Linked DNA regions of Homo sapiens: regions 2, 3 and 4 are each linked to region 1. A link is a loop called in an ENCODE intact Hi-C map of the cell type or tissue named here. Cell type or tissue: PC-9. All regions are shown on one strand. Region 1 overlaps NALCN (sodium leak channel, non-selective). Region 2 overlaps FGF14 (fibroblast growth factor 14). Region 3 overlaps ITGBL1 (integrin subunit beta like 1). Region 4 overlaps NALCN (sodium leak channel, non-selective).

What was found. Peaks named below come from ENCODE experiments on the same cell type or tissue, not always from the same donor. Only the 100,000 strongest peaks of a DNase experiment are listed, where the experiment ranks them.
Region 2: a loop joins it to region 1, with 3 times the contacts of the local background. A loop is called at or near these places in 2 of 110 quality-filtered maps.
Region 3: a loop joins it to region 1, with 19 times the contacts of the local background. A loop is called at or near these places in 3 of 110 quality-filtered maps.
Region 4: a loop joins it to region 1, with 4 times the contacts of the local background. A loop is called at or near these places in 15 of 110 quality-filtered maps.

The regions. Positions count from the first base shown.
Region 1 is chr13:101,307,069-101,312,068 of GRCh38, reverse strand. The region is part of intron 7 of NALCN (sodium leak channel, non-selective); the gene reads left to right. Among named protein-coding and RNA genes, the nearest start is that of NALCN, 110 kb to the left of the region's middle. In PC-9, no CTCF peak of the experiment used is centred here; a DNase peak (open chromatin) is centred at 2,648; H3K27ac peaks cover 752 bases.
Region 2 is chr13:101,755,716-101,760,715 of GRCh38, reverse strand. The region is part of intron 3 of FGF14 (fibroblast growth factor 14); the gene reads left to right. Among named protein-coding and RNA genes, the nearest start is that of FGF14, 160 kb to the left of the region's middle. In PC-9, CTCF peaks have their summits at 2,861 and 3,072 (motif pointing right); a DNase peak (open chromatin) is centred at 3,095.
Region 3 is chr13:101,486,856-101,491,855 of GRCh38, reverse strand. The region is part of intron 2 of ITGBL1 (integrin subunit beta like 1); the gene reads right to left. Among named protein-coding and RNA genes, the nearest start is that of ITGBL1, 37 kb to the right of the region's middle. In PC-9, no CTCF peak of the experiment used is centred here; DNase peaks (open chromatin) are centred at 1,005, 1,695, 2,015, 4,645 and 2 weaker places; H3K4me3 peaks cover 1,991 bases; H3K27ac peaks cover 4,988 bases.
Region 4 is chr13:101,147,532-101,152,531 of GRCh38, reverse strand. The region is part of intron 15 of NALCN (sodium leak channel, non-selective); the gene reads left to right. Among named protein-coding and RNA genes, the nearest start is that of LINC00411, 210 kb to the right of the region's middle. In PC-9, a CTCF peak has its summit at 2,305 (motif pointing left); no DNase peak of the experiment used is centred here.

The DNA of each region.
Region 1 (5,000 bases):
AGTTGAATCTCTGAATAGACCAATAACAGGCTCTGAAATTGTGGCAATAATCAATAGCTTACCAACCAAAAAAAGTCCGGGACCAGATGGATTCACAGCCGAATTCTACCAGAGGTACAAGGAGGAACTGGTACCATTCCTTCTGAAACTATTCCAATCAATAGAAAAAGAGGGAATCCTCCCTAACTCATTTTATGAGGCCAGCATCATCCTGATACCAAAGCCGGGCAGAGACACAACCAAAAAAGAGAATTTTAGACCAATATCTTTGATGAACATTGATGCAAAAATCCTCAATAAAATACTGGCAAACCGAATCCAGCAGCACATCAAAAAGCTTATCCACCATGATCAGGTGGGCTTCATCCCTGGGATGCAAGGCTGGTTCAACATACGCAAATCAATAAATGTAATCCAGCATATAAACAGAACCAAAGACAAAAACCACATGATTATCTCAATACATGCAGAAAAGGCCTTTGACAAAATTCAACAGCCCTTCATGCTAAAAACTCTCAATAAATTAGGTATTGATGGGACGTATCTCAAAATAATAAGAGCTATCTATGACAAACCCACAGCCAATATCATACTGAATGGGCAAAAATGGAAGCATTCCCTTTGAAAACTGGCACAAGACAGGGATGCCCTCTCTCACCACTCCTATTCAACATAATGTTGGAAGTCCTGGCCAGGGCAATTAGGCAGGAGAAGGAAATAAAGGGTATTCAATTAGGAAAAGAGGAAGTCAAATTGTCCCTGTTTGCAGATGACATGATTATATATCTAGAAAACCCCATTGTCTCAGCCCAAAATCTCCTTAAGCTGATAAGCAACTTCAGCAAAGTCTCAGGATACAAAATCAATGTGCAAAAATCACAAGCATTCTTATACACCAATAACAGACAAACAGAGAGCCAAATCATGAGTGAACTCCCATTCACAGTTGCTTCAAAGAGAATAAAATACCTAGCAATCCAACTTACGAGGGATGTGAAGGACCTCTTCAAGGAGAACTACAAACCACTGCTCAATGAAATAAAAGAGGATACAAACAAATGGAAGAACATTCCATGCTCATGGGTAGGAAGAATCAATATCGTGAAAATGGCCACACTGCCCATGGTAATTTACAGATTCAGTGCCATCCCCATCAAGAGATTTTTTTACACATTCCATATGTGAATATCCTATTTTCTGATTCAGTTCTGACTTTATTTCCATTATATGTGAATGTGTTTCTTTACTATTTTTCTATCAGTTTCCTTCCTGGTCAATTGATTATATGGGAAAATATTTTATCCATTCAATATTCAAAAATAGTTTATTGAGGACCCACTATGTGCTAGGCATTTGATCACAACAGTGAAAAACAGAGAAAAAATCCTTGCTTTCATGGAGTTGACAAATTCTACCAAAGGAAACAGGAAATAATGAAAATAAGTAAGTAAAATAAATAGCATGCTACGTAGTAATAAGTGTCAAGGAGAAAAGGAAAGCAGACAAAGAGAGGGGAAGGTGTGAGCAGGAATTGCAGTTTCAGATAAGGTGGCCATGAAGGTGTCCCTTCAAGGAAAATGTAGTAGTTGGGAAGGGGCAAGTCACATGGCTCTCTGGGGAAGAGTGTGCAGGGCATCGGGAACAGCCCTTGCAAAGGCCTTGAGAAGGAAGCATGCCCCATGCTCTCCTCCTCATATGAGGAGGCCAACAGGTCTTGAATGAAGCTATGGAGAAAGAGAAAGGGAATACGATTGGAAAGGTAACAAGGAATGGATCACGTAGAGCCTTCCAGGGCAACGTAATGACCTTGGCTATTCCTTTTAAATGAGATGGAAAGCCCGTGGAGCATTTTGAGTAGAGGCGAGACAAAACTGATCAGGACAACTCTGCTTGCTGGGCAGAGAATAGAATCAAGGGAAGCAATGACAGAAGAGACTGTCCTAAGAGTCCAGGCGAGAGATGGCAGTGGCTTGGACAAAGGTGGTAGCAGTGGAGGTCACAGAAGATGCTGAATATAGTGTTCATGTTTACTTTATGGGATTTACTAAGAGATTGGCTGTGTGTTAAAAGGAAAAGATCATTCTAAAGCTTCTGGCCTCAGTGATTAGATAGACTTGCCATTAACTTCCAGAAGAGCATGTTTGAGGGGAAATATGAGGATCTCGGTTTCATTACATGTTAAGTTCCAGTAATGTGATTAGATTGAAAATGCTATAGCTGGTAGAATTTTTTCACTTTTTATGTCAAAACAGAAAACATGATTGAATAATGAAAACTACACATGCTCAATTTTTTTAAAATTGTTTTCTTTGACACAGTAAAGGATCAATGAGACTTGCTTAATTCTTGTCAAGAATACAAAGTCAACAATGGCTGAGATGAAAATATTTTCCATAAAGTAAAATGATCAAATTTGCAAAAGCTTGGTTACATGATGTGAATTTCACTCAAACCACAAGGCATTACACTAGAGTCTTGCTGAAATTTAAGACAGACTGTCTTAGGAATTATTTGCCAATAGACAAAATGAATATGGGGTGGTTGATGTGCTGAAGTGGCCAATGAGCATGCTTTGATTGACAGATGAGGAAATGTATCCCTACATTTTATCAAACTATGTGGTGTCTGATTTATATCACTGAGGTGGCCATTCATTATGGTCATGAACTGTGAGGTCAAAGCACTTGCAAAAACTTGCCAAAATACTTCCTATTCCAGTACTAAATATTTCTCATATTTGTTTGCCTAGAATAACAAGATGCAGGCTTGGTAGTCCTTTCAAGAATGTGAATTTCTTTGGTATGTCTGAGTTTAGTAATGTTGAATTGTGTGTGTGTGTGTATTATTCTTAAGACTTTGCCTGTATTTTAACATTTTATTTGGTAAAAATAGCATTATTTTGGCAAGATTTTTAAAGCCTTGAAATGGGACAAATTAAAGTATAATGCTTTTTCTTGAGAAATAATTTATTGCTCCATGTTGTTGAATCATACCATTAGTCATGAAACCAAAACCCTATATTTAAAAAGTAACAATCTCATATTCAAAGTATCTCCTTTGAACATTTCAAAGAATCTTAAGCAAATCTTTATGTGACATTAAATTGTACATTTTACCTTGTTATTTTAGATCTATGGGTGGAGTTCATTCTTCGGGCTAAGTGTAGGTATGAAGTGTGAATTTCTGTGTCTTGGTATGCCAGTAACTTAGGGCAAGGTTAGTAGAGTGGCTTTTGTGAGAAAAAAAGAGCTGTTTTATCAGACATCAGTTGGAACTTTGCCTTGTTTTGTTTCCCTGAACCGTCCAATCTGCTTCATATACTTGTGTGAAATCCTAAAATGTCTGTATGTCAATAATTTTTAGTTAGCATATTTTTTCCAAACAGACATCCTTGTGAACATCAGCCGTTTCTGAGAACTGGGCCCACGGACCATAGCTACTTTGAGTCTCAGTCTATGTAATAGTTGGGGTAAAGTAAGCTTTAAAGAGAGAACTCACAACACAATGGCTCAAGCAAGACACAAGTTGATTTCTTTCTGAAGCTGCCATCCTGGGTATGTGGGTATTTGGATGAGCTGGGCCCCATGAAGTCATCCCAAAGTGCAGGCCTCTGTGGCATCTCTGCCAAACTCAACACTTACTCTCCAAGTCTGTCCTTGGCTTCTCTATTTCTAGCTGGTGGAAGGGAAGGGAAAAATGAGTCCAGGGAAGGAGTTTTTGTAGATGGCTTGGGAGTTGCATACATCAGGAAGAACTTTGTCACAAGGCCACAACTCCTTGCAGGAAATTCTAGGAAACATATTCCCTCACTGAGCAGCCATGCGCCCAGGAAGAAGAGAAGAATGAGTCTAGAGTCGCAAGCAGCAATATCTACTACAGGCTTAAATAACCAAAGGACAAAATGCCCAGTCCATTATAAATATATTCCAAAAATGAAGCCATGAAATTTGACTTCATTTATTGAAGTCAAAACAAATTTATTGTTATAAACTAATTTCTCTATTTTATATTTCTCAAATGATTACATTTTTAACACAGAACAAAGCCATAGTTAGAATTTCAGTAATCGTATGGAATATCCAAAAGGTACACCCAATACACCCAAAAGCTAAACCAGAGTCACTGCTAAATTTTATATTGTTCTGATTTACCTAACAGATTAGTGAAAATAATTAAAATCTTGCTGCTTTTTAAATTTTAAATATCGGATTTTGGTTAGAACTCTAAGAATATTTAAAACTATCTTTACCTACTCTTGTTGGACAATCATTTGAGGAGCTAAGAGTGCAGAGAAGGCAGAGAAATGTTCTCCTCAACCCAAGCAAAAGCACAGAAGAACTATTGCTAATCCAAAATGCAGGAAGGAAATTTCACCCCTCCTCCCTTCCCTTTTCTTGGGCTAGTCTGTTTAACTTTAAAAGCAGAATTTTTGCTCTCACAAAGTATACCAGACAGGAATTTGTTCAAATTCCTCAAAACCAAGCCAAGAAAAGTTTCAGAAAGTTCAGACATGCATGGCAGAGTGGAAAGAACATAGTCTGTGGAGGCGAGCACGGATTCATTGGAATGCCGCTCCAGACATCCACTCTGGGTGAACTCAGGGATGTGTTTAGTCTCATTAAGCCACAGTCTTTTCATTTTTAATGTAAGAGTGATAAGAACGACTTGCCAGTGTGTTGGTGGAGAACTGAAATAGAGAAAGGCCTGGTGTGTAACAGGATGTTTCTCTCCATCTGTGTAATCTGTGACAGTCCTAGGAAGTTCAAAGTTATGACTGTTCTGGGTTTGTGGCCAACAGTTGTCTGTGGCTTCCATGGGTTGGAGCTGTCTAATGGGGCCCAGACCACCATCGCTCTGCTCAGAAGCTAATCATACCAAAACATGAGGTTTTTCTCCAAGCGACAAAGAGGGGCTAAGCACCCAAGGATCTCCATAATAGTAGCAGGAAAATGAAGCTGAGACCTTACCCTGACTTAGAAGTTCATAACAATAATGGCCCC
Region 2 (5,000 bases), 450 kb before region 1:
GAAAATACTATATCAGGTGATCAGCATGCAATAGATGCTCAGTAAGCACTTGTTACCATTTGAATGAGTACATGGATGGATGAGGTGGTTGGTTAAGGCAATTTCAGAGTATCACATGCCAAAAGCAGTTTAAGGGATGGGGAGCCACTGACGGCTTTTGATCAAGGGAACAGCATGAACAGTTCTTTGAGCACGTGAAACACTGGAAAGCCATTTTCAAAGTGCACTTTATGCTTACTTTTCATCGATTTTGTTGCCACTTTAACTCTCCCTGCGACAGTCTTTGTGACTCTGAAAATTATCATGTGAATAGGCATCATTTAACAATAGGTATTGATAGGGTGAATATTAAGTCACCAAATAAGTGAAGGTCTTAGACAAAAGCCTTTTTAATAGAGGGTGAAAGCTAGACAGGAAGCAGTGAACGTAGAGTAAGCCCCAAATAGATATATTTTATTTCCCAGACTCTAGGAACTGAAATGCTTTCAAAGAATCTGATAGGAATAGTCTTGCCTTTCATTCTCACGTACTGGTTCATATTTCACTCAGGTTTGTTTCCATCAAAAATAGTTCCATCTAAGGATACTTTGTTACCCTATGTTGTATGAAAAAGTGGATTTTCTCTTTAGTTGCTAGTACTGTATTCTGTGCGGAAAAGACCATTGGAGTCACCCCTATTTTTTGCAGGCTCAGGGGTTGGTATTAGATGAAGAAACACAAGATTTCTCTGTCAGTTGGGAAATCCTTTTTCCTCTTAGGAGTTTATTAGGTTTTTTAGCTGCCACTAAGTTTAGCTTATAAGAAGAGAGGGAAACAGCCTCTGAAACTTCCAGGCTGATCCTTTCATTTATCTAAATTCCATTTCTACCTCTGCAGAAAAGGGCTAGATAACAAATCTGATCCTCTTTTCTCTACAGTAATAGCTCCCACCCAAAGACTATTATAAGGCTAAATAGGACAGGATCTTAAGGACTGAGAAGTGCCATAGAGAACATTGCCTCCTCCCTCTTAATTTTACAGCTGAGCAAACTGAAGCCCAAAAGATTAAGTTATTTTCCCAGGAGTCACATCAGTAAGAAGGTCATATGTAAAATTAAAATAGGTGAGACAGTTATTCATTGAATGATGTGAACCTGTCTTTCCAACCTAGGGATCAGATGTTAAGAATCGTAACAATGGGTCGGAAGGGTAATGGGCACTCAGAGAATCTGTATGAATCCCAGGCAACCAAGCTACTATGGGAGAGAAGAGAAATAGCCCAGCCAGATACAGTCTGCATGGGCTGCACCACTGGCCCCACCTCCGCTAACTGCTTATTGCCCACTGATGCGTTATGATCTTTAGCCATCCTGATCACTCTTGGATTCATCACTGCATTCTCTACTCCATCCCAGGTTCCCTAATACATGTACATATATATGTGCCTCACCCCCTCAAGATTCAGACTCCCAGTTGAGAGCATCTCATTGGCCACATGACATCATCTACGGTTCCCTAATTGCTGGGGTTAGTGGAAGGGGACAGAAAAGTTAGGGATAGGCTCTTACCTCTCACCTGTCTTGTGACTCTACCCAAATCAACGTGTGTTTGGATGCAGAATTGTCAAAATGACAATACTCACGATAACTCTGTGCAGTAGTAGCTCTGTTCTGCACTTGACTCAGAAAGCAGTCATAGTCAGAGCTCTGGCATGCTCTAAACCAAGATTTGGTTGGAAATTTGATCTCTCATGGAAAAGGTGCTTTTGTTATTGTTGTTTTCTCATGGAAGAAGCAACCAAACATCTGTTGAATCTTTAAGTCAGATTGTCTCAAAGCATGTTGGAAACAACACCTACATCAGAATCATCTAGGGTGCTTATTAGAGCAGATACCTCATCCCTCAACCCAGAACTGCTGATTTGAAATTCATGGGGCCCAGATACAAATGCACACTGAATTGTGAGGACTGCTGATCTATACTCAGTCACTACATATGTTCCTGTAGGATGTTACATCCTTTCATGGACTTTTTCGATTTGTTGCCAACCACATAGAGAACTAGAAAGTTAGGTCAAGAAATAAGAGAAAGTATTAGGTTTAGATTTCTGGGTGCCAAGCAAGCCCTGCAATTATTTAGTTATTGTGTCTTTATGGTTACTGTATCTTTATTGTTACTAGGTCCACATAGTTACCATGTTATGCTCTACAAGGGCAGAAGAGTAAAATATATTAAGCTACTAGCAAGTGCTCATCATACTCACACTGAAGGAATTTGCTAGCAAAAGCCATATTTGCATTCTAACTTGGTGCAGTGATTTACAAAGTGTGGTCCCTAGACAAACAGCATCAGCATCACCTGGGAACTTGTTAGAAATGCAAACTCGCTCCTACTCTGTCCCCAGACTTACATTTTAACTAGCTTTCTGGGTGATTCTGATGCATGCTAAAGTTAGAACTGCTGCTCTCAGCTTCCATTTCCTTGTCTGAATAAAACAATGATAATTGATCCTTCATAGTTTTTCTTTAGATTATTTTCTGTTGTCATTATAAAACTAAGATAATGTACAAAAAGGCACTTAGTTCAAGGTAAGTGTTCAATAAATAGTAAGCATATTATTGAGCTTATATTTAATTTACAAACACTGCTCTTATTTTCTAATTGTTTAACTTCAAGAGAATCCACAGGTTGCCTACAATATAAGCAGTCATGTTAGATGTTTTATATATATAAGTTCTAAATGGGATGCAGAAGTTCTAAAATTGTGATACTTAACCAGGAAAATGGCAGATTTTTATTCTTCCATTTTAGAAATTAGGACCAGGCTACTTACTTTTCTACTGTCATTTAAATCCACTTTAAGGTATTCACAATGACTTTAACATGACATTAATAAGCTTAGTGGGTCTTTGAATTTCTTAATCCCAGTTTCCTGGGGCTAAATACAATAATCTGTATCTCTTCATCTTTGACACGCTGATAAAAATCCCTGAACCTGGATTTGCATTTGGTTTTCAAAATCAATCATTTTGCTATTCAAAGGCAAGGCAATTGAGTGAGGTTTGAGATTGAAATACATATCAACCCCACTAGAGGGTGACCTTTATCTAAATCAGGGTGCATATAAAGTAAGGGCATCTTCTGTAGCCATCTCATAAAATTGGATTGTATAACTGTTTACTCAAGGTGAAGGAGAGGCTGAGAAGTGATTCTTACATGAATAATTAATAACTTTCAATTTCTAAATAATCTATTAGTCTTGTGGGAATATTTAAAACCAAGCTATTGCAAATTTCTCAGTTTGTATTTTAGGATAAAATTCCTTATTAATAAATTCAGCTCTGAATTTTAAAATTATCTGCTTCAATTCCAATTCAAAATATATTCCCCCCTTTTCTCCCAAAAGACACACACAACTAAACATATGAGAAAATAGAACCCCAAATTTGTTTCATAAAAACAAGCAAACAAAAGGCTATAGGACTTTGTTAAGTTTTATATGGTGATTTAGAAATAAGACAAACATATTCTCTAGATACCAAAGGAGAAAAAGAAAATCCAAATGTTCACATAGTAATTAGAGAGCTCAGTTTAGGTCAACCTTAAGAAATTAATGTTGAACACCATATTTGGTTTATCTTTTATAGTTCAGATTTAGAAAGTAAAACATTTGTGTTATAACTCCTCTGCTAAAATCTCTCGGTTTGATATCAGAGTTCAATGTTATTCTTAAAACCACCTCAATAAATATTTTTTTGTAGTACTTAAAATTTCAACTCAAAATTTGCAACACTATGAATACAAGTAATATTTATGTATTCTGAGCACTTTTTATACTAACTTAATTTTTTAAAATTTGATCTTTAATAATTATTGACAGAAAAAATCTGGGCTCAGGATAGTGCCAATTGTATGAAAATATGTAGATTCAACTGTTATTTGCTTCTTTTCTAGGACAGTTTTTTGTTTGTTTGTTTGTTTGTTTTTTGTTTTTTTGGTGGTGGAGGAAGGAGTCTTGCTCTGTCACCCAGGCTGGAGTGCAGTGGCACGATCTCAGCTCATGGCAACCTCCGCCTCCTGGATTCAAGCAGTTCTCCTGCCTCAGCCTCCCCAGTAGCTGGGATTACAGGCATGTGCCACCGCACCCGGCTAATTTTTGTATTTTTAGTAGAGACGGGGTTTCACCATGTTGGCCAGGATGATCTCAATCTCCTGACCTCGTGATCCGCCCACCTCAGCCTCCCAAAGTGCTGGGATTACAGGCGTGAGCCACCGTGCCTGGCTTTAAGACTATTTTAAAGAGTGTTTCTAGAACACTGAATGGTTATCTTACAAATAAAAAAAACAACTAAACTCATGCAAAACAAGACTACGGCAATTAAACTTGGATTCTCAGGTACAAATGACTTTCATTTTTATCTACCTCTACAAGCCAGAAAAATAGCATATTATAAAAATGCATTTCTATTAAAACACAAAGAAAGGTTTTATGTGGCATGAATTAGTCTAAAATAAATTTTTAACTTTAATCTAAGTTCATAAGGAGATATTAACTTTGGAAAAAGGTAAGTCTTTGAAGGATGGGTGGCTTTATCATTATTGTATTTTTGAAGGAAGGTTGCAGTCTGAATTGAAACCTTTCTTCCAAGAAAATTCAGCCTGCTGTGCTCTCGTACTAAAATAGTATCTGTAACAATGGCATATGATTTTTATATAGAATTGGGAAGAGCTACACTAATAACTTTTACAATCTCTCTTGTTCATGTATTATTTACCTGAGAATAGCTACTCCTGTCTTTAAGATTAGGTACTTTTTCCATTAATTAAAAAACTCCCATTTTAAAACTATAGAAGACGTTCTTGAAAAGTGTATGTGGGTTGAGAATAAGCATATACTCTTATCACTAACCCAGCCTAAAGCTGACATGGGGCTAAACTTTCCTTTGCAAATTAGAGTTGAAAGAGAAAAAATGCAATTCAATTACTTCATGAGGAAGCCACTCAGACTTTCCCACCAGTTG
Region 3 (5,000 bases), 180 kb before region 1:
AGTGGGAGTTGAACAATGAGAACATATGAACCCAGGGAGGGGAACATCACACACCGGGGCCCTGTCAGGGGGTGGAGGGCTAAGGGGAGGATAGCATTAGGAGAAATACCTAACGCAGATGACGAGTTAATGGGTGCAGCAAACCACCATGGCATGTGTATACCTATGTAACAAACCTGCACATTCTGCTCATGTATCCCAGCACTTAAAGTATAATTTAAAAAAAAATAAAGAAAAAGAAAGCAATGCTCATCCAGGTGATTCAGAATTTTTCATCTTACAAATCCACTTAAAAATCATCAGAAGAATGTGTGGCATAAGAAAATGACAATGTGTGATGGAGGAAAAGTTGTTACAATTTGGGAGGCCACAGGGCTCTCTACCGTAATGTGACAAATTATAAAATCCCTTCAAATGTAACAATCTGAATAAAACTTCACTACTTATATCTGCTAGATGAAGTTGCTCATAATGATAAAAAATGTTCAAAGTAGGTTAATTTGGAAGCTATCTGCTTTATAGGGTAAGTTTTGCAGTGATGGTAACGGGGAGAAGGAGGGTCTGAGGATGGAGTCTTAAGACAGTGCTAGAACTGGGCCCTGACAAACCCTATCTCCTGACCTTGCAGAGGAGAATGTAGGACAAAAAAGACCGATGCATTTTATTCATAATCTTTAATCACAGACAGAGAAGCAGACAGAGTTTCATTAAGGACAAAATTATTCACAGTAATTTACATAGTTACAGGTTGGAGATATATAAGCACTTACAAATTATATTGCAGAAAAGTCATCAGAACCTTAAAAAACTATTTTTATAAACTTTTAAGTGGTCCACCAAAAACCAAGACAGACATTACACACACAATGTGTGTCACACCACTTATTAACAATGAGACCAGTCTGAAGATGTTTTAGAGGTTCTTTACTAAATGTCAGTAAGTATCTGTGGCCCTTGGGCAACCCTAGGGATTCCCAGCTAATCAAGGGAAAAACCTGTTATTCAGCCATGATTTCTCAAATGAACCAGAAACTCTGCCCCTTCTCTCTATAAATCTGTCAGACTAAAATCTGAGCAGGAAGATAAACAGAGCCAGAACTACTGCATGTGGCTTTGCCTACATGTGTTAGGTTTGGCATATTTTGTCAAAACACTTATTTGTAGTTTAGCCTCTTCTCTGTGCCCATTTCCAATTTCCTGTCTTCAGAAGCTGTACCATCTCAAGGCTACAAATCCCTCTTACTCTTCAAGACTCAGCTCAAACAGCACCACCCACAAGATAATCCCAGGCAGAATTAATGGCTACTTACTGTGTGTGAACAACACATTACTCACAGCCCTGTTAGTAGTATTATTTTAATTAGTCTTGTCTTCACTGGCTTCAGGGTTAGACTGTTCTTTATTCCTTAAGAGGACTCTGTGCATAGTAGCTACTTATCAAGTGTGTCTTAGTCAGCTAGCACTACTACAACAAAAATACCATAAAAAGGTGGCTTAAACAATTGACATTTATTTCTCACAGATCTGGAAACTGGGAAGCCCAAGAACAAAGTGCGGGAAGATTCAGTTCTTGGTGAGGGCTCTCTTCCTGGCTTGCAGATGGCAGCCTTCTTGCTGTACCCTCACATGGTGGAGAAAGAAAGCTCTTGGTGTTCCTTCCTTCTCTTATAAAGGTACTGATCCCATTATGGGGCCCCACCCTCATGTACTCAACTAAACCTAATTATCTCCAAAAGGCCCCACCTCCAAATACCATCACACTGGGGGTTAGAATTTCAACACAGAATTTTGGGGGTAAACAAATATTCAGTCCATAACAAAATGCTAATAAAATTTAATGAAAAATACTACTTACCTTTATTAAATGCTCCCATCACTGCAACTAAGTTCATGAGACAAAGTTTAAAGTAAAAATATTTTGTTTTCTGCTTGTTCTAAAAGCTAGCAACCGTCACACTAACCTTTAGTCCACCTCTCACTGGTTTCTATTTTTCACCAATGAGTCAGACAAACTGAATGCTATTTTATCAGTTTGATCAGTATCGCAGCATCCTCTGATATCAATGACCTCATCCCAAGCAGGACATTTGGTTGCTTTGTTTTGCTTTTTTCCTGTACTGTGAAAAATAAAATAAAATAAAAGTTCCCTAACTCTCTTCTTTCAGAATGGATCTTACCAAATGTTATTCAAAAGCATACTTCCCTGGCATTATTTACATTCACTCTTTTCAGAAAACTAATTTTTCTGCTACAGATGCTATGCGATATTTTTCTAACCATATATCTGATATATATTCAACTATGTCAGCTGCTCTCTCCAAATCACATACCAAAGCATTTAAGGGGAACTAAATTATATTGAGCCCCTCCTATATGCCATGTATTAATAGACGAGGAAGGGTTCCATAAAAATTTAATGGGTGTGCTGAGGTGAAAACTGTCATTTCAAAGCTATAAACAGTTTATATCTCAAAAGAAGTAGAATTTGATCCCTACTTTGGAAAGATTTTTGTTTGATTTTTAACACCACCTGAATCAGACCTCCATCTACCATGTGTTTATCCATCTATCAATCCTTTATTTCACATTCTTAGAAGAGACTGGAATGCCAGGGCTATATGAAGTAAACTTCTATCTGTGTACAATTTCGGTAACCTTTCTTTTAATTGTTGGATCCGTAGATTGACATGATGAAAGCTGTCTTGTAACACATTTTAAAACAGAGTAGTAATCTAGCCACTCATTACAGTTTCTATACTTAAAAATATACTTTAGAGATAAATCAAATGTCTTCATTTGGAGGCATTAGCATTAAGAAATTTATCTTACAGAAAAGGCAAAATAACCACACCTCCTAGCTTCTTTAGTGTGGTGTTTTGGCTCCTACTGGTAAACAGCCATTAACATCTGCAGCTGGGCCACTTCAGCGGCTGCAGGCAAAATGGCTTCCTGAAAACACCAAAAGATGAAAAGGAACAGTCACAAATGAAAGAAAAGGAATATAACTCCCTTTTTTTTGAGAACTGGGAACCTAATATTGGCATGGCTTTAATCTTCTTTAATCTTTAATGAGTCTAATCTCATTATCACTCACACATAAACAAAAAATTCCATGAGGAAGACGCAAAATTATTGCTGTTGTCAGAACATAACACATATCTCCAAAGGTTGTAGTGGGGGGTTCACGAATAAGACATAGGGTACTTAGTACAATGCCTGAGCACACAGTACATGCTCAGTAAACTGCACTTTCTATTAACATGTTCTGTTCTTCCGCTTAGACAAGGAAACTGAGGTGGTTAACAGCTCTCTCAAGTTAAAGTTGACAGTCAGCTTAGGTCTTTCCGGGTTCAAAGCCTGTGACCAGGAAACTCTTCCAGTGTCAATTCCTGAAATCACTCCAGTTTTACTCCCCTCAAAGCAGTGAACGTGGGAAAGCTAAGCAGGCATATGCCTTAATCCACTTAAAGGTAAAGAAATGAACTTGGAAGTGCCATGCAGTCTTCTCTGCCATTATAGAGAGTCAGTTAAATGTATACATCAAGCTAAAAACTAGACTCCCTTTAAAGTGATAACAGAGGATGAACAGATTGCTCTGAAAAGGCTGTGCCTTTAATGTAAAAAGCAATTGCTCCTTTATCTTCAACCTCATTTGGAATTGTATACTCCCTCAAATGTCAATGCTAAGGCTGGCTCCTTGGTTAGAAAAGCATGGGCTGTGAAATCCAAACATCCTTCAAGAAAAACCAGTATCTGTTTACTGTAAGTCCCAATCCCTGCCATCCTCCATCCCTTCTCTCCCTTCTCATCATGAGGGAGGCCCATTTGATCTCCTCCTCCGAAGCCCAGCATTCTTACCATCACCACCTCCTCAGCCTCAACCTCCCTGCATGGCTGTTTGCAGTCAGGCCCCCTGTGCCAGTTTCACACTGAACACAAACCTAGTTAACAATTCCTGTCTTCGGAGCATCATTTGAGTTAGGAAGATTAACCCTTCTTTCTGACCTTAATGAACTGTAAGGAAATAAAACCTACAAGCTAAGACTGAACATACTTCAGTTGATGCAGAAGAGCTCTCTGCATCCAGTTTCTTAAAAAGCATAAGAATTCCTTACTTTAGGCCAGTGTGCTGCCAGTATATCTGAGCAGGAGATTCACCGAGGACACTGGTTAACCTGCACATCTACGGAATGCACTTCGGAAAAGGGGCTTAGGAAACTGTATTGCAGAAACACACCACAGGTAATGCTTATGATCACCCAAGCTTGGAATGCATGGCCTTAGGCCATCAGTGATAACTCTATATATTCCTGAGGTAATTGAACTAAACATCACATTGATTTATATTAAATATTTTGTCAAATATAATTGCCAATTTCAGCTAAATTTTCGCTACCAGGATTTCAAAAATTACAATCATATTTTTGAATCCTAACTTTCTTTTTTTAATGACATTGGTGTAAACCTCCAATATGGGTTTTACATTTAAACAAGAGGGTTGGTAATGTGGCAAGTTTGGTATTATTTTAGGTCACAGGATAAGGACAGGCTGTTATCAACAGGCTCCATATAATTTCCTGTGTTCCTCAAACATCTCCCAGCAACAGACCTGATATGATTTAAAATTAGCCTGAGCAATTTGACAGGATCATAACACCTGCCTTGGAGCTGTAACTACACATTTCTCTTGTGAAATTTAATATGCCTGGTAATAGGTGAAGCCTGAACATTTATACCTAACAAAGATATAGTAACAAATGATAAGATAGGCTATCAAAATCACTATGAGAACCTAGAAGCAATAAAACAAATCCAAGGTTTATGAAGAAGTATTATAAAATTTTGTTATTATTGACCTTATGAATGTATTTAAGTAGTTATTTACATTTTTTTTATAATTCTTCCCATTTGGCTGATGCAATCTAGAAAGCATTAAAAATAAGAGCTGACATTTAATACCTACGTAGGCATTTTTGGGTGTGTGAAATTAAACCAAATAA
Region 4 (5,000 bases), 160 kb after region 1:
GTTGCACAAAGTAACCTTCTGAAGGACATTTAAAGCTTGTAAGATCTTAAGGGTTGTGATAACAGCATGAAAGTAAACATTTTATGCACACTTCAGGGATATCATAAGTGGCAGGAATGCAACAGTCTGTTATAAGTGCTCTGCTGAGCTCCCAAACCAACAAACACAAAACAGCCACTTAATTGCCCAGTGCATCCGCCCCTCCGAAAACAGAGCTTCTCTTCATACTTACTTAAGGGACATGCTGCTTGGACGAATGAGTAACCAGCCAGGATACAGCACATGCAGTTAATCAGCTAATGTTATGAACATTTTGGATGTCAGCTATCACATAAAAATGTAGCTTTTATGGCCCATAGGCTAACCAAGAAATGAGCCCTCCAATTTCTATCTGTGGCTTCAGTCGATGCGTCCAAATAATTGAAAACCCCACTTTGACCTTGGATATACTGGGTGTATTAAATATTTTTGTAAAACGGGGAAAAATTAGTGACTTAAACATGTTTTTTGATGAAACGTTTGAAAACTGTACAGTATCGCTGTCTTCTATGCACTAATTTGACTTGGTTGCCTTTTGTCCACAGCAGAAAAGACAGTGCCCACCCACCTGAAGAAATTCTGTATTGGATTTCACAGGCCAGTGAGGGATATTCTTTGTATTTGCATATTAAGGTTTTATAATTACACAGAGGTATTATTAAAAACCAACATGTGTGATCATTATTCCAGATGCCCCATCTGTTTTGACTGTGCGATTTGGGTTGTAAAATCACATATACAAATTAGCAAGAGAAACTCCCTTGAAAAATAATAGTTTACGCCTTAGCAAGACTCTATGTTCTGAATTGCTATGTCATATATATAGATACAGAAAAAATAGCTAAAGCCACTGTGTAAAGAAGCAAAGAGACTTCAGCCTTAATTTATTCACATAACAAAGAGGAGGGACTCCTTTCTTCTGATTGAAGATAATGTGGTTATTTTTCCTATATTGAACAACCAAAAAATATTCTACAGTTACATCAACTCACAAATCTATGCACAGTTTTCAAACTAACACGGACTAGATTTCAAAATGAGAATCTCCCAAGTCTGAATGTTTTTTAAATTGTTTTCTTTTGGGAAATCATACCAAAAAATTACAAAAATTTTTATTTAATGTAATTCTTCAATTCAGTTATTCCTCACAGCAATCAGAAAGGAACTGAAACTGAATAATGTTTGAATATTTTAACAGAAGAAAGCACAGGCTGAAATAGGGAAGATTTAAGCGATGAGGCAGAACACAGTATGTGTCGTGCAGAGCAATTACACCCGAAGTCTCTTGAGAAGTCAGGGAAAGCAGAGGATTTCAGCCGCCCGATGTGTAATGATATCTCAGCCAGGCAGATGCTGAGCCGTAGAATAGCACTGAGCTTAGACGACTTCTAGTTTTAAAGCTCAAGGTTTGAAGTTTGTTTCTTTGATTCTAATTTCATTCTTGCAAATGTGCTTTTCTTTACCATGTGAATGTGTGACAAAGCTATCATTTGATCTCTCGGTTGCAGCCAGACTTCATGCTCAGCTGAGGCCATTATAAACTTCCTTTGTACTGTTCTTTACATTAGATTTTTCAATATGAGAAATAAAATCCTAGGATTCTCTACACTGTGTTCTTTTCCTTCAAGAATCATGATCTTAAAAACACTTTTTAAATGGACATTTACAATTATAATTACTTTATGTTAAAAGATCTTCTTTTCTTGGTATAGTATAATGATCTTAAAAATTCATAACCACTTCTTATAATATATATTATTCATTCATTTGCATCAAAGTAAATTTAATCTTGCAAAATCTTTGCTTAAATGCAAAAAAGGGGAAAGAATTTGGATAAAAGGTAGAATACCATTTCATTACATTTTAAAGAAACTTAATAGTGGCTTCAAAATAACATGTAATACTTTGTGTATCATGGTCACCTCATCCCCCACCACCAACACACACCCTGTCTACTCCCATCTTACTCTTTCTTCCTTTTTCTGTGTCTGTAGCTTGGTCAAAATCATGGGTTGGGAAAGACGTCAAAGTTTTGGTGGCTGATAGTGCCGAAGTAAGAATGGAATAATTTTGCTTAACTGCATCATCTTCCCTTTTGAAAAACTTTTAACTGAACTCTAATATACATATAGAAAGAGGTATAGTATACATTTTTGTAAACTGAACACACCCAGCACCCTGCTCAGGAAATATTGACTGTGCCTTAGAAGCTCCTTTCCATACTCCCTCCCGCTCCCCGCCACCCCCACCCAGGACGACCACTCTGCAGACACCCGGCAGCACACGTCAGTGCCACCTGCTGGTTTAACTTCCTCCACGTGGAATGGAGTACATACAACAGTATGTACTCTGTTGTTGCGTCTGGCTCCCTTCACTCAATGTTATGTTGTGAAATCCACATTTCTTACACTGAGATGTAGTTCACTCATTCAAATATTTAAATAAACCCAAATGTATTTTCCCACTCAACTGCTAGTGGGCATTTGGACAGTTCACATTTTGGGACTTTTAACAACTGACACTGCTGTGGCCAAGGGAGGGCTTGTGCCTTGTGGGTGTGCACGCAGTTCTTGCAGGCACGCACCTAGGAGAGGATCCACAGGGCTGCTGGATTTACCTGTGCTCATTTTTAGTTGATGCTGCTTCTCTCTTAATAACAGCAAAGAGTGCATGGGAACTGCTGTCCAGAAGAACAAGTCCTTGCTTTTAGGAGGTTTGATTCAGTGCCTCAGCCATGAGATTCAAAATACTCACCCTTCAAGCAGCCGCTCATCCTTCTCTGTGTTAACTGGCCCTTAATGCACAACTGTAGGGCAATGATGCCAGGTTTGCACAATCGTGAAGAACCTTCTGAGTCTCCAAAAAGAGCTTCCCGTCTGTTCTTTGTAGTTTCACAGCGCAATGACCAAGTTGTGCTGAGTTCTAATTCATTTATTTACAAAGAGTTCTATTTCTACTCCCTAGAATGTACTATAGAAGTAAATTTAAAATGGTATCTTGTTCCTAAGGAGCGTACAAGCTTTGGGGAGTGTAAATATCTCTAATACCAATTAGAATGCGGGTGAAACCCATTTTTAAAATGTGTAAACAAGGTGACTGTTGGTATCCTACATATGTTAAACAATATATTCAAGGATATTCGATAAAATATAACTTGCCATTTCTCCAACATGTCCCTTTATAATTTTTTTTTTTTTTTTTTGAGACAGTCTCGCTGTGTCCCCCAGGCTGGAGTGCAGTGGCACAATCTTGGCTCACTGTAAGCTCCACCTCCCGGGTTCACGCCATTCTCCTGCCTCAGCCTCCCTAGTAGCTGGGACTACAGGCGCCTGCCACCACGCCCAGCTAATTTTTTGTATTTTTAGCAGAGACGGGGTTTCACCGTGTTAGCCAGGATGGTCTCGATCTCCTTACCTCGTGATCCGCCCACCTCGGCCTCCCAAAGTACTGGGATTACAGGCGTGAGCCACTGCGCCCAGCCTACAAAATTTTTATATCTGTACTTTGTCTAAACATTCATTAGTTTGTCAACGACAGACATCAGTTCAGGTTAAACGACACAGGAGTCTAATTTTATTCTCTTCTGTGAATCTAAGGACACGCATACTCCACACTAACAAATTTATTCAATCAATCAATAGATATTTTATGCTTATCTCTCTACCCTTCAGGATATATCTAAAATCTTTTCTTTTATTTCCCAGTTGTCTGCTGGAGAGTTTAGCTTAGAGTTGAGTTCCGCCACCTGATCAATACCATTATTCCTTCACTGAATATTTGCTCAGCTCACCTTGTGTCCAGTGCCATGCCAGCCACTGCCCGTGGAATAATGAGCAGAGCCCTGCATGGTTCCTGTCCTCACCAAGTTTACAGTCTCAGGGAAAAGAGAACTGTTGTGCAAGGGGTCACACAATATAGTGTCAAACGACAGTACGAGTAGGGGGTTTAAGGCATTCCCCCAAAATTTTTGTCCAGCTGGATCCTCAGAATGAGACCATCTTTGGAAATTGGGTCTTTGCAGAGGTAACCAGTTAAGTTAATTGTTCTGGATGGTCCAGTGTTTGGCATCTATAAGGAAAAGGAGAGGGGGATTCAGATTCAGAGACACAGAAACACGCAGGCCCAGAAGGCCATGTGGTGACAGAAGCAGGGATGGGGTGTTACAGCTACAAGCCAGGGAACTCCGAGCATGGCTGAGAATCATGAGAAACAAGAGAAAGGCAAGGAAGGACTCTCGCCTGGAGCCTTCAGAGAGAGCATGGCCCTGCTGGCGCCTTGGTTTTTGACTTCTAGCCTCCAGAATGCTGAGAGAGTAAATTTCTATTGTGTTAAGCTAATGATCTAGTGGTAATGTGTGACAGGAGTCCTAGGAAACTAATGTATTGTGGATTCAATTGACCCGTAAGAAATTGCAGATGTTCAACTGCTTTGAGCCACACAAACAGCAATATTATAGGATTCATCCTACCATGTTATGAGCTTGTAAGAGGAAAACTTTGTCAGAGAAAGCTTCTGTGAGGAATTTCTAGTGGAACTGAAATCTAGAAAACAAGTAGAATTTGATGGAGTTCAAGAGAAAAAGAGGAAGAAAGGGGAACCCAGCAGAGGGCCAGCAGAGGGCCGGCAGAGGTGGGGGAGGCACAGAGGTTCTGAGGCAGAGGGTGCAGATGTTTCCAAGCAACTGAAGGATGTGACTGGAACCCGGTGTGGGGATAGAGCTAGCTGAGGCTGGACAGGCAGGGAGGGGCCAAAAAAAGGCCTCTGAGCCTAGATTGAAGATTGAGATTTTGACCAGGCATGGCAGCTCGCACCTGTAGTCCCGGCTACTCAGGAGGCTGAGGCAAGAGGATCCCTTGAGCCCAGGAGTTTGAGGCCAGCCTGGGCAACATTGCAAGATCCCATATCTTTAAAAAAGAAAAGTTTATATTTTTGTTTTTGTTTGTTAAAACAAAAGTTTTTTT